4 separate regions of the Homo sapiens genome follow, and regions 2, 3 and 4 are each linked to region 1. The links are chromatin contacts, found by Hi-C or POLR2A ChIA-PET in ENCODE. All regions are on one chromosome and are shown on one strand. The core of a region is the stretch at or near the end of the contact, and the rest is flanking DNA. Distances in the headings are between cores, read along the strand shown.

Region 1 (3,049 bases), core at 288-2,787:
TGGGTTCAAGCAATTCTCCTGTCCCAGCCTCCCAGGTAGTTGGGATTACAGGCATTCGCCGCCACCACGCCGGCTAATTTTTTGGAGACGGGGTTTCACCATGCTGGTCAGGCTGGTCTTGAACTCGTGACCTCAGGTGATCCACTCGCCTCGGCCTCCCAAAGTGCTGGGATAACAGGCGTGAGCCACAGCGCCCGGCCACACCTGGCTAATTAAAATTTTTTTTTTTTTTTTTTTTTTGTAGAGACAGGGTCTTACTGTTGCCCAAGCTGGTTTCGAACTACAGAGCTAAAGCGATCTGCCTGCCTCGGCCTTGCAGTGTTGCGATTACAGACGTGAGCTACCACGCCTGCCCAAAGTATTTTTATCCAGCCTTCCAACCATATACAAGTTATTTCCTAAATTTCTCTGAGGATTACATCCCATTGTACGAGCTTCCTCATCCTGGAGGGGGAGTGAGTGAATGGATGGGGTTGCTGAAAATTTATAAGATTAGTTTGATACAAACTCTGATATATTTTGGTTCCATGGGTTAAATAAGACTGTGAGGTCACATGTGAGCAATGTTTTTCTTTTTTTAGAAAGCGTTTCTTCCCTGTAACTTGACTAAAATTCCACAGTTCCTCCCGTCTTCATACCTAAACATTAAGATAGATTTATTAAAAATCTAAATAATTAGCGTAAAGGGTTAGATATCTGTACATATATGTCTTTAGGCTTCCTGACTTCGTTGGTTTCACCTGATTTTGTTGGTTAACAAGGAAACAGCCTAACTCCTGAGCCTCCAATCGCTAGCTCTTCCAAGAGACTAATTCCCGGTGTCAGGGTTCTAGGCGCTAGTACAAACTGCCCGCAGTGCCTGCTCGAGGTCGTCTTTGCGGGGAGCCATGGCTGTGGCAGGGGTCCCGGCAGTTTCCTTCACCAGTCCCTGTGAGCCAGCCCCCGCGCTGTCCAGATCCCAGACCTCTCGCGGGCCGGCGCAGCCTTCTAAGGGCGGTCCTGGGGTCCTGGGCTCAAAGTCCAGCCTTGGCCGCGGCCCCACGGGTACGCTTGTGGGCCTTCCGTGCTCCAGGAGCCGCCAGACTCTGCCCGGCGCGGAATGGAGGTGTGAAGCCGCAGAAGCTAGGGAGGGGCTGACAAGGAAGAGTCGGTTGCCCGTGGTTCCCTACGCAACTCTGTGGGTGCGGGGAGTCGAAGCCTTCTGCACTCCAAGGCTCCTGGCATCGTCCCCGCGCCACCCCGGCGTACCCTCTGATGGTCGCTGACAGCTTCACAGGGGAAGATCGAGACTGACCCTTCTCCCGCTACACATCCCTAGCCACCTTCCAGTCCTGTCCTCTCGGCTCACGCCCCGCCCCTGCCACGTGACGGGACCCGCCAGTGAGCCTATGGGAGGCAGCTCCGCCCCACGCCCCCACCTTGCCCCTTGCTCCGCGCGCCGCCACGTGATGCGGCCCCCCTCCAGCCAATGAGTGCCGGCCTTGCCTCGCGCCCCGCCCCGCGCGCCGTGGCCGTTTGAAGTGACTAATTTCTGTCATATGACTGAGGCGCCCATGGGGGTGGCGGGGCGGCTGTAGGAGCAGGGGCCTAGCAAGCGCCCAGCGGAGCGACCCCTGCCTGGCCGTGGCTAGCATGGCCCCTACGCTGTTCCAGAAGCTCTTCAGCAAGAGGACCGGGCTGGGCGCGCCCGGCCGCGACGCCCGGGACCCAGATTGCGGGTTCAGGTAGGGCGCTGTGGGGCGGGGGTCGCGGAGCCGATGGCCTTGTGGGCTCCGGGCTCCAGGGGTGTTGGGGCCTTCGGTGTTCCGACCCGAGCGGAAGCGCCGCGCCGAGAGCAGCATCTGGTCCTCGGTGGGGTGGAGCCGGCTGCGGGCTAGCGCCGAAGGGTTGGAGCGAGGTCCTACCTTTTATTTTACCCCACCCGCCTCGCCGTTGCCCCTTCCCCCTCCTCCCGTCGGTTTGTTTACGACCTGCCCCCAGCCACGCGCGACTCTGCTCCTCCGGACCTAGCACCGCGGCCTGAGACTTTGGGTCCACACGCCTTCCTGGCACCGAGTAGAGTTGGGCGCGGGCTGGATTGGACCTCAGCCGCCGTACTCCGGGCCGCGAAGTTCTCCCCTCCTCCCCGTGACCAGTTGTCCTCCGGGCGCTGCGTTCCAGCTCCGTTGGCGTTGTGGAGAGAGCGGCACGTTTGGCCAAGCTTCTGAGTTGAGAGAAGGCTGGAGGAGCGAGTAGGCAACGTGCCGTTCTTTCAGGTTTCTTGGACGCTAAAATTGGAGGTGTGCAGTAACCGGACCGAGCGACCTTAATGTTATCGAAGGAGAAATGTGAAACTTGAGTTTAGGGTTACTGCCGAAGGAAGACCAAATTGAATGAAATCTGGCCTTGGAATTGGCTGTAGATTCTTCCTCCTCGAATTGTTACTGAAAAGGAGTCTTAAAAATTGAAAATGTTAGTAGAGCATTTTGTAGTGTTACAGGCTTTGTTAATTTTTCATTGTAGTACCTGTTGCTGGCAGAGTAACTTTTCAGAATTGTAAGATTTGATATAAACCTGAATTCAAGGTAAAATTTAGTCGTTAAACTGCACCTGAGGAGATTATGTCCAAACAGCCTTTATACGTATTGCAGTGTGGAAACTTGCAAATATAACTAGGCTAAATGTCAAATGCCACACGTTTTAAACTTGGTAGGATAGCAAAGAGCCCAGTTGTACAACAATAGTAGAAACAAAAAAATAAAATAAAAATAAAAAAAGAGAATCTGTCAAATTTTGGAACAGGCGAAGTTGCCACACTGGTTTAAGAAATTTTGCTATTCTTAAAATTATTCACTCTCTCTTGCTAATGCAGGTCTCATCAGGAAAAATTCAGTAAATGCATATGGAATTGAAGAGGTTTTTCTACGTATCTGTCTTTTCCCCTGAAAAATAAATGTGTCATGCTCATCTGTCTCTCTTTAAACATTTCTTTAGTGTTTTTCCTTTGAAAAATGAAAGTGCAGGTTAGATAATACTACATTGAGCCATCTAGTAACTCAAGCGACAATAG
Region 2 (3,049 bases), core at 325-2,824, 500 kb before region 1:
CCTTAGTGCTCAGCACAAGGCCAGACACAATGTCTGATGACCGCTATACCGTGCTGAGGGAAAGGGATAAGGGACTAGCAGAGGCCACTCAGGTTTTTCTTGGGAGGAGCATGAGGCAGAGGAGGGACTAGCAGCAGGGAAATCCTACCTGCCTGACCAATAGCAGGCAACAGCTCCATGAGGATGCTCTCCTCAGAAGAAAGGTGTATCCTGACCCAGGTCCTTACCAGATGTGAAGCAGCAAAAGCGGGAGAAGTGTGTGTGCATCCTCATTCCTGGAACTTAGAAAACCTGCCACTAACCACGCAGGGTGCTGAGGGGCTACAGCCCCTGCCTGCCAACTCACCCTGTGCTCAGAGAGGTCCCTGAGGGCCAGGGCTTCCAGCTGGGGTTTCGCCTTCTGTGCTTCCTTGCACCCAATGAGCCTCAGGAGGCCATCTGCTGTCTTAGAGAAACTGGGGCCTCAGGAAAGGACCCCAAACCTCACAAGTATATGGTACGGCAGTACACCTCCTGATGCCTCCAGAAGTCTGTGGCCAGGGAACAGACAAGATTTGGCCCCGCCCTGCCCAGTAACAAGGTCCCTCACACCCCTCCTCCCATGCCTGGCAGGAAGGTGACTCAGGCAGTGCGTCTGGGTAGCCTGGGGCTGCGCTTCCCCCAACGCAACATCTAGGTTCTTAGGAAACTTCATTTGTTGTGAAAATCGGAAATGAAAAGACAGTTGGTGACAAACTCCTTTCTCCATCACCTCCTTATTGGACAGAAACGACCCAGGAATGCGCCTCGCGTGAGTCCTATTCTTTCTTGGGGTGCACACCCGCTGCTGGAAGTATGAACAGCAGGTTTGAGGGGGAGGGGAGCGCTGACCCGGGCACTGCGCAGGGAGTCTCAAGGGGGGCTGACGCAGAGGGAGGGTCAGGCACTCCCGGGTCAACGGTCTCGGCCTGGCACCCACCTCGGTCACGACGGTGGACAGGTAGACGTCCTGGCTGAACTCCCAGCCATCCAGGCAGCTCTCCTGCTCCAGCTGCCCCAGGTCCACGTCGCGCCCCGGCTCCAGCCCGAGCGCCGAGAAGTTGGCGATGGTGGCGAGCCGGTAGCGGCTGCAGCTGTGGGGCACCTCGCGGCCGTCCCGCAGCCGCAGCGGGACACTGTTGTTGCGCCAGGCGCTGCTCAGGTTCGCGGCGTCCGGCACTCGACAGCGGTGCTCCGGGGTCCCCGCCAGGAACACGACTGACATACCATTGAAGCCATTGGGGATGATGCTGGCGCTGAGCAGGAAGAAGATGAGGCGCTGGAAGGGCCCCCACTCGCCCAGGAAGGCGATCACCTCGTCGTAGTCCCGCATGCTTCCCACTGCCGCTCCGAAACTTGCAACTACGGGTGATGACAGCGTTCTCAGGACAGTGTCTTGTAGCTGGGGCGCTCCCCAAGGATGTTAGAACGTTCCCGGGGGACAGGCAGGCTGTTAGAAATTGGGGCGCGAAGCCGGGGACCGTTCCTGGGAAACAGGCTGAAGGCGTTGGAGCGTTCCCGGGAGCTCGCGCTGAGCTTGATGCCACTGTACACTTGGGACCACACCCCCATCCCCGGCCGGGCGCGGGGAAGGGGAGGGCGGCCCAGCCCGGGAGGCTGGGCTCCCGGCTGTCTCCGCCCTGTGCTTCGCGCGCCCGCCCGCCCCCAAGGACCTGACGGGGGCTTCCAGGCTGGGCTCAGCCATTCCGCCCGCGTGCCGGGGAAGAAGCTCGTTCTCGGTTGTCCCCAGCCACCCCCGAGCGCTGATTCCCAGACCTGGGCCCCACGTGGGAGGGCGGGCGCAAGGGAGGAGCCGAGGCCAGAGAGCGAGTTCTCGGAGGGGTCGGCCCTCGATCTGCTCGGGCCGCGTGGCCCCGGGCCCAGACCCCAGCAGGGTTCCCTCCGCGGTCTCCTCCAATCTGGAGGCTGAGCTTAGGCTGCCACGCGTGGGGCGCGGAGGGGCGAGTCAGTGGAGTCGGTTCCCGGGAAACTTCTGGGGGCGGCAGAGCGACAGGAGCGCGCCCTCTCCTGTGGCGCCTCGCGCAGGCGGCTGGCACACGCCGACAGGGAGCTCATTTCCCAACAGTCCTAGCAGAGCTGAATTCGGTCACCCCTGGCGGCGCCCGGACAGCGTCCTCAGGACAGCCAGGACCCTCATCTTGCACAGGGAAAACAGGCCCACAGCCTGGAAGGGATGAGCAAGGTCACACTACGTCAGAGATGGGCCCGGATCGGAGGGAGGGGCGGGGGCAGGAGACAACCGAGTGCCCGGGAGGCGAGTTTCCTCCCCCGCACGCCGGCGTAATGGCTGAGCCCAGCCTGGAAGCCCCCGCCGGGTCCATGGGCGGGCGGGCGCCAGGACATGGAGCCTGCGCATTGCGGGAGCACAGTCATGGAGGCACTGTCGTCACGCTGGGTTCTGATTTTGAGCCCCTTGCTCTCCTCACGCCCCCAGGGCCCTTTATCGCGGCAGGCTGTCAGAGCTTTCTCCGACTGGAAGGCTTTCTGTTAGCAGAAGGGCCTGCCCCCAGTCCAGGAACAGAGGGAGGGAGGGAGAGAGAAGTAGGAGATCCGATTTGGCGCTCAGACCCGGCAGGGTAACCAAAGCAGGGACCACAGCCTCCCTTTTTTTGGCTCAGTGCCCAGACCTAAGGCCCTTCTGCTGTTGTGTGAGCTAGCCCGGGCCTGGAGCCTGAGCCCTGGGGTTCACGAGGCAGATAAAATTGACAGGGTGAAGAGCTCACCTCTTTGGAGATTTTGCACGAGTGTGTTTGTTTCCCCAGGCTCCGATTAAGAGGCGGAGGGACATTTCTGCCTCTTTTTGTGTAGCTTCCAGTCTGACCCCTCCTCTTAGGAGGACTTCCCACCCCCTTGGAACCTCAGTTTCCTACCTGTAATAAGACTATACATCCTGATGTGCTAGGACAGCTCTGATTTATGCCTATTAATCCAGTGAAATTATTAATAGAGCCTCCCTTTACTTTCACAAGTATCCTTCTTCGAATGATATATTATGGTCATTATCTTACTT
Region 3 (3,049 bases), core at 213-2,712, 430 kb before region 1:
GGGAGAGACAGCTCCTTTAGGGCCTGAAGAGTGGGAGAGATGTGAGGATGGGGAGACAGCTCTTTCAAGAAATTCCGCTGCGGTTGAGAACAGAGACACTCAGTGGGGTCGAATGAGGGTTTTGTTCCCATAGTAGAGGCTTGAACACATTTACAGGCCAATGGGAAAGATCCAGTTGAGAGCGGGTAGTTGAGCCTTCAGGAGAGAAAAGGGATGTTCCATGGGGCAAACTCCTGAGAAGGGGGAGGAGATGGAAGGAAGCTTCTGTGGATGTAGCAGATGCAGGAGGGTTTGTGTAGTTTTAGCCGGGCTCGAGCCGGTGGCTGACGCAGGCAGGAACAATGGCTCACCCATGTTTTATGTGTATTTCCGTGTGCGTGCTCCTGCTTTCCCCAGGTCTGGGCCGCCTGCCTGGCCCGTGTGCCGTAGGGAATATCCACACTGGGCCTGGGCGGAGGCTGGGCATCTCCCGCTCTGGGCTTGCTCCCTGATGAGATTCTCAGACCGTGCTTCCCCTCATTCATGAGAGGAAGGTTCACAGAGCAGGCGTGGGAACCTGCCTGGCCGCCAGGGCCTCCTCCCGCTCAGGCTGAGGTTTGCTGCATCTCTGTCCTTATTCCCTTCCAGACTGGATTGGCTGAACCAGGTGTCCACTCTTTTTGGCCCATGGCATAAAGAAGGGTTTGGGCAACCCAGTGTGCCCCAGGTTGTTACCGCCCCCCCGCCTCCGCCCCCACCCAGCCTTTGATGGGCCCCCTTCTCATCAATCCATCACCCCTGCACATGCCACCAGGACTGCCTGGACCAGAGCCCGGGACTCTCTGAAACCCACTGAGAGCTCGGCCCTGGGAATGGGCCTCCCAATCTCGGTCTCCAGGGGGTGGGCCCCAGGTCCCTAGTCTTCCTCAGGGTCTTCTCCACTGTTCTGCCTCCTCTCCTGATACCCAGTTCCTAGCCGGGGTGACCCCAGCCTCCCGTAACAGCCTCCTTGTGGTGGTGCTGGGAAGAAGGGGCCCGTGTACCCGGCAGGGCCCCCCAGGCAATGGGCATGAGCGCAGGCAGGGAAATCCGTCAGCCTCCAGGGACGCTCTCCCTACAGCCCCGGCGAGGGGATCGGGTCGTGGCGACCTCTCCAGACGCCCAGGGGCTGGGCAGGAGGGCGGGCCAAGGCCCGCAGGTGGGGGCGCCAAAGCCAGGCGGGCGCGGAGTACGTGCGGTGGGCTGCGGGCGGCATGAAGGGCGCGGGCGGCCAGCTCCGGCTCCGGCTCCGGCTCCGGCTCCCGCGAGGCCGGGTAGCCTGGGCGTTCCCAGGGGTCGCAGAGGACGGCGAACCCCGGCGGAGCCACCGGAGCTGGGGACCAGGACGCAGGCAGGCGTGTGGAGCGTGAGGTGGGGACGTGGCGGCGGCTCAAGTGGGCGGAGCCCCGGCAGCGGCCCGAGGCGGAGTCGCCAAGGGAGGAGGCGCCGAGCTGACCGGGCGACGCCGCGGGAGGTTCTGGAAACGCCGGGAGCTGCGAGTGTCCAGGTGAGCGCCCCGCCCGCTCAGCCGCCAGATCAACCTTAGCGCTGGGGCGCGGGCTGGGGTCGCCAGGCGGTGCGTTCTGCCCGCGCGGGGCTGAGAGTTAGGGGCCGGGGCCGGATCCGGGGCCGGGGGTCGCGCCGCTAGCCGCCAGCAGCGCAGTCCGGGCCGCCACCCTGCACCCTCCGCCCTGTTTCTGCACCCGTCTGGGTTCTTGTGCCGCCGCCCGCAAGCCTTCCCGAGCTCAGGGTGGTGAGGTCAGCGGCGCCCTTCGTGCAGTTCCCTCGGCTGTCGGGCGGGGCTGGGAACTTGGCCGCTCTTCCCTGTCAGGCTCCCGGGAAGTGGCGGCCTGACCCCGGGCTGCCGGCTGTTGGGAGCGGGGGCGCGGCGTCCGCCTGGCCCTGAGGGGCCTCTTCATATTGGCTAAGCCCGTTCTGCACCCTCCCAAGGGCTGGGAGTCCTAGGTCTTGTCCGGGCAGGGTCCAGCTTGGAGCCCATTAGATGGGCCATTGGATCAGAAAGTCTTTTCTCCCCCAGACATCCTTGTGGAACCAGCGTTGTTTTTCCTTGGCAGCTGCGGAGACCCGTGATAATTCGTTAACTAATTCAACAAACGGGACCCTTCTGTGTGCCAGAAACCGCAAGCAGTTGCTAACCCAGTGGGACAGGCGGATTGGAAGAGCGGGAAGGTCCTGGCCCAGAGCAGTGTGGTGAGCGCTGTGCTGGAAGGGAATGCGGGCAGTGGGTACTTGGTAGAGCACTGACTGCCTCCGGCCAGAGGACTTCCCGGAGGAGGTGACCCATGAGCTGGAGTGGTCAGAGGAAGGCTGGCAAAAGGGCATCGTGGACAGAGGAACAGCCTATGTGAGTGGGAGCAGAGACCTTGGCCAATGCCATTCCTTATGGCCTTGTAGTGGAAGCAAGGTGATGGGGAAGGAACACTGTAGGGGATAGCTGTCCACGGACGCTGTCTACAAGACCCTGGAGTGAGATAACGTGCCTGGTACTGTGCCCTGCATGTGTAAGATGCCCAGTTGACCTTCGCAGCAGGAGCCTGGATCAGGGCACTTCCTGCCTCAGGTATTGCTGGACAGCCCAGGTGGGTCCCTGGCCTTTGTATTCTATTTGACTTTAAGATGGTGCAGGAGAATACAAAAAACTATCCGGGCATGGTGGCGCGCGCCTGTAGTCCCAGCTACTCGGGAGGCTAAGGCAGGAGAATCGCTTGAACCTGGGAGGCAGAGGTTGCAGTGAGCCAAGATCGTGCCACTGCACTCCAGCCTGGGAGACAGAGCGAGACTCCATCTTAAAAAAAAAATAAAAAAGAGAGATGGTGCAGGAGAGCATTGGGATCCCTCCCAAGACTGTGACTGTTGTCTTTTGCTGTAGAGTGACACCCGAGATTTGTGCTTCTTGATAATAGACTACCTGGGGCCTCACAGCCCCAGCCCTCTTGTAGGAAATCCTGTCCTAGGAGCAAGGGCTGGAGTCCGTTACGTTGTAGCTTGGGGCATTCTTAAATGTCCCAGA
Region 4 (3,049 bases), core at 371-2,870, 420 kb after region 1:
GCTATGTCAGTGGAGTAATAGGAGGAGAAGACACGCTGCAGGGGACTGAGGTGGGTCTAAGAAGTGGAAAATGGAGAAAGAGAACAGAGACAACTCTGGAGAAAAGTCTGGCCTTCTGGACAGGAAGAAGACAGGTCAGTGGCTGAAAGGAGAAAAGGAGATGAGAACAGATTGAATTTTTCCCCTGTAAGATGGCAGAGAATTCATTATGCTCAATTTCTAATGGGAAAGATCCAGTAAAAGAGGTACAGAAAAAGAAGGAAAAAGAAAATGGATTGTCAACCTTACAAGGTTCCTGAGAAGGCAGGAAAGGTGGATCTAGACACAGGTGGAAGTGTTCTTTACACTCTTTCCTACAACACTCTATCAAAAACCTGGATTTAAATATAAATAAATATTCTAAACTATAAAAATGCAGTATTTTAAGGCACAATGTGGACATTTAAAGAATGGCACACTTGTTTGGGGTACTGTATAATAGTCACGGGTGGCTGGGCATGGTGACTCATGCCTATAATCCCAGCACTTCAGGAGGCTGAGGCAGGTGGATCACTTGAGGTCAGGAGTTCAAGACCAGCCTGGCCAACATGGCGAAACCCTGTCTCCACTAAAAATACAAAAATTAGGCCATAAGAATGATCAAATGGACTTGGGGCTCTGGAAGAGTGGGAGGGGGGCAAGGGTTTTATAAAAGACTACAAATATGGTGCAGTGTACACTGCTCGGGTGATGAGTACACCAAAATCCACAAATCACCACTAAAGAACTTACTCATGTAACCAAACACCACCTGTAGCCCCAATAACTATGGAAAATTAAATATTTTCTTTAAGAAAAAAAAATTAGCTGGGCATGGTGGCAGGCACCTGTAATCCCAGCTACTTGAGAGGCTGAGGCAGAAGAATCACTTGAACCTGGGGTGGGGGGTTGGCGGGGAGAGGTTGCAGTGAGCCGAGATCACACCACTGCACTCCAGCCTGGGTGCCAGAGTGAGACTCTGTTTCAAAAGAAAAAAAAAGAATAGTCATGGGCAAACAAGGGGAATTCCAGAGTCAGACCTCCGCAAAGAAAAACAGGAAATGGTGCACTCTGCTCTGATACGTATTAACAGTTGTCGTTAGCAGAGTCACCGTGTTTCCTGGAAACAAATTCTTTATAGGAAACTTTGTTAAGACCGTCAACCATCTGAATAATCCTTGCATCCTTAAAATATTAACTTTTATTCTGCATAAGGTGAAGGACTAGAGACCCAAATGAACTGCTATGTTAGTGTGGAGGGGACATTAGGCAAAATGTCTCTTCCCATAACTTTTTACATAATTACATCATAATTATTAAAGATAATGAACTAAACAATTTGGAGTATATCCAAGGAGGCGAGAAGCAGGTTAATTTCAAAGGATTTGCTACTGTGAGAACCTTATTTGCATCCTTATCTAAACAATATGTATATAACCATACTATATCTACCTCCCTCACATTTCTGGCATATGGATCAACTGTAGCTTCTAGAAAACAGTAATTACATCATCACTTAAAAGTTAAAACTTTCCCAAAGACTATTCTCTGGGCAGCTTAGTGTGCAAACACATGTCACTGAGAAGCAAATGAAGGCCAGGTCCCATCAGGTTAGCAGAAGGCCTACAGTAAGAGTAAAAGATGGTACAGCCTGAGGTAGTTCTAGAAGCAGATACAGAGTGAATAAAGAAAATGAAAATACTTGCCATCTGGGACAGTGAAAAAAGCTGGAACTTTCAGGGTATAAAATAGCAATCATTTATGCAAATGTGGCCAAAGTAAATGAAAGGTTGAAAGCTATGCTGACTCAACTTTATGACCTAGAGAAAGTCAGTTGAGTTGTGTAACTAAATCCCTAAATCTATGAATTAAATCTAACAAGCCCACTATTTCCAAATTGTGTCTTGGGGCATCCCAGCAAAACCCAGGGGTGCCAGGGTTTTCTATTTGAGGGAAACACAGTGAGGCTCAATGTGTGTTTGACACTGAGTGAACTACCAGCTTCAGATAATTTGTAACTTCAACATTAGAACATACATTCTTTTTAACAGCATATCTTTGTGAAGCTGAGTTTTCAGTGGTTACTGTGAAAAAAACCCAAGCACTATGCAAAAGTCAGTATGGAACTAGAAAAGAAGGTGGTGGTGTTCAGTCTGATTCCACAGTTTGAGAAGTTGTATAATCCCAACAGGCACAAACACACCATAAGTATGTAACTGGTTATTTAAGAATTAAATAAAAATATTTTTCAATTTATATCTTATTTTTTAAAGGCAAATAAGTTGTTGGGACATAAATCTTTACTAAGTTGTTTGTACCAAATTAGTTAATAAACAAGTCTGTACGGTATTTCTCTTGGCCTAGAGGCACCATGAAAAAAATTACAGAACCGTTAAGAGAAGTTTGGGAACCTCTGAAATAAGCTACATTAGTTTTTTGAAATATTGACAGTGTAATTAGGAACCAGGCATTTCTAAAACAAGTGGGTATTTTTTTTCTATGATGCCAGTGACAGTGATTCCCTGGGTGCGTGAGCTGCTTCCAAGTTAATCAATCTAGTTCACAGTATGGAAAAAAAGGCTAACAAAAGTTGTAATAATATAAAAAATGGATTTGACATTTTTTGATGAAAATGATCTTCCTAGTGGATATTCATTGACACAAAAAATGAAAATACCTTTTATGGTAGTAATGTCAACAAACTATATGAAACACCCTTGCCCCAAGTCTCTCCCTACTCATTCTTTGAGACCCAGCTCAAACATAAACATTCCGAGTTGAGGCTGTTGGATATTTCCTGTTCTGAACATTCACAGCACATGGCTCATATTCAATTATAGTACTTAAAACATTGTATTGTAACTTACTTGCTTACAGTTTGATTTTCCTACACTACTAAGAGTTCTGTAACAGTAGCTGTGCCTGACACACAGTAGACAATAAATGACTGTTGAATGAATAAAAGGCTTTTTTAAAGAAACAATGTCAGCTCAGTTCTCTAAAAATTGTTTGTCTTATCTAATATTATCGC

Evidence for each region. Hi-C counts contacts between places; a loop is a spot of excess contacts on that map. ChIA-PET counts read pairs that join two places held with the same protein, here RNA polymerase II (POLR2A). Pooled maps may share reads with other maps.
Region 2: a loop to region 1 is called in a pooled map, with 14 times the contacts of the local background. The contact joins the promoter of SLC22A4 here to the promoter of FNIP1 in region 1. A Hi-C loop is called at or near these places in 1 of 168 maps with a recorded cell type or tissue (Caco-2) and 16 of 50 pooled maps. POLR2A ChIA-PET finds 5 or more read pairs at or near these places in 2 of 52 experiments (HepG2 and activated CD4-positive, alpha-beta T cell).
Region 3: a pooled map shows a loop between it and region 1 (3-fold over the local background). The contact joins the promoter of P4HA2 here to the promoter of FNIP1 in region 1. A Hi-C loop is called at or near these places in 1 of 168 maps with a recorded cell type or tissue (cardiac septum) and 4 of 50 pooled maps.
Region 4: a loop to region 1 is called in a map of B cell, with 3 times the contacts of the local background. The contact joins the enhancer-like site here to the promoter of FNIP1 in region 1. A Hi-C loop is called at or near these places in 1 of 168 maps with a recorded cell type or tissue (B cell), 1 of 37 single-sample maps with no recorded cell type and 6 of 50 pooled maps.

What each region holds. Positions count from the first base shown.
Region 1 is chr5:131,795,505-131,798,553 of GRCh38, reverse strand. FNIP1 (folliculin interacting protein 1) reads left to right here and starts at 1,537. Exons shown (of 18, transcript NM_133372.3): 1 at 1,537-1,724. The coding sequence starts at 1,633. RefSeq lists silencers at 1,334-1,593, 1,644-1,923.
Region 2 is chr5:132,292,919-132,295,967 of GRCh38, reverse strand. It overlaps SLC22A4 (solute carrier family 22 member 4), which reads right to left and starts at 1,574. Exons shown (of 10, transcript NM_003059.3): 1 at 959-1,574. The coding sequence starts at 1,351. RefSeq lists silencers at 1,407-1,456, 1,527-1,886 and enhancers at 2,117-2,166, 1,983-2,601.
Region 3 is chr5:132,226,266-132,229,314 of GRCh38, reverse strand. It overlaps P4HA2 (prolyl 4-hydroxylase subunit alpha 2), which reads left to right and starts at 1,462. Exons shown (of 15, transcript NM_001017974.2): 1 at 1,462-1,525. RefSeq lists silencers at 1,116-1,345, 1,486-1,745.
Region 4 is chr5:131,377,887-131,380,935 of GRCh38, reverse strand. All of the region lies in intron 3 of CDC42SE2 (CDC42 small effector 2), which reads right to left. Among named protein-coding and RNA genes, the nearest start is that of CDC42SE2, 120 kb to the right of the region's middle. RefSeq lists enhancers at 823-872, 923-1,152. Within about 2 kb of position 1,620, at least 12 of the 41 ENCODE cell types and tissues checked have a DNase peak (open chromatin) inside an H3K27ac peak, as active enhancers do; they include B cell, where a contact is called at or near this core.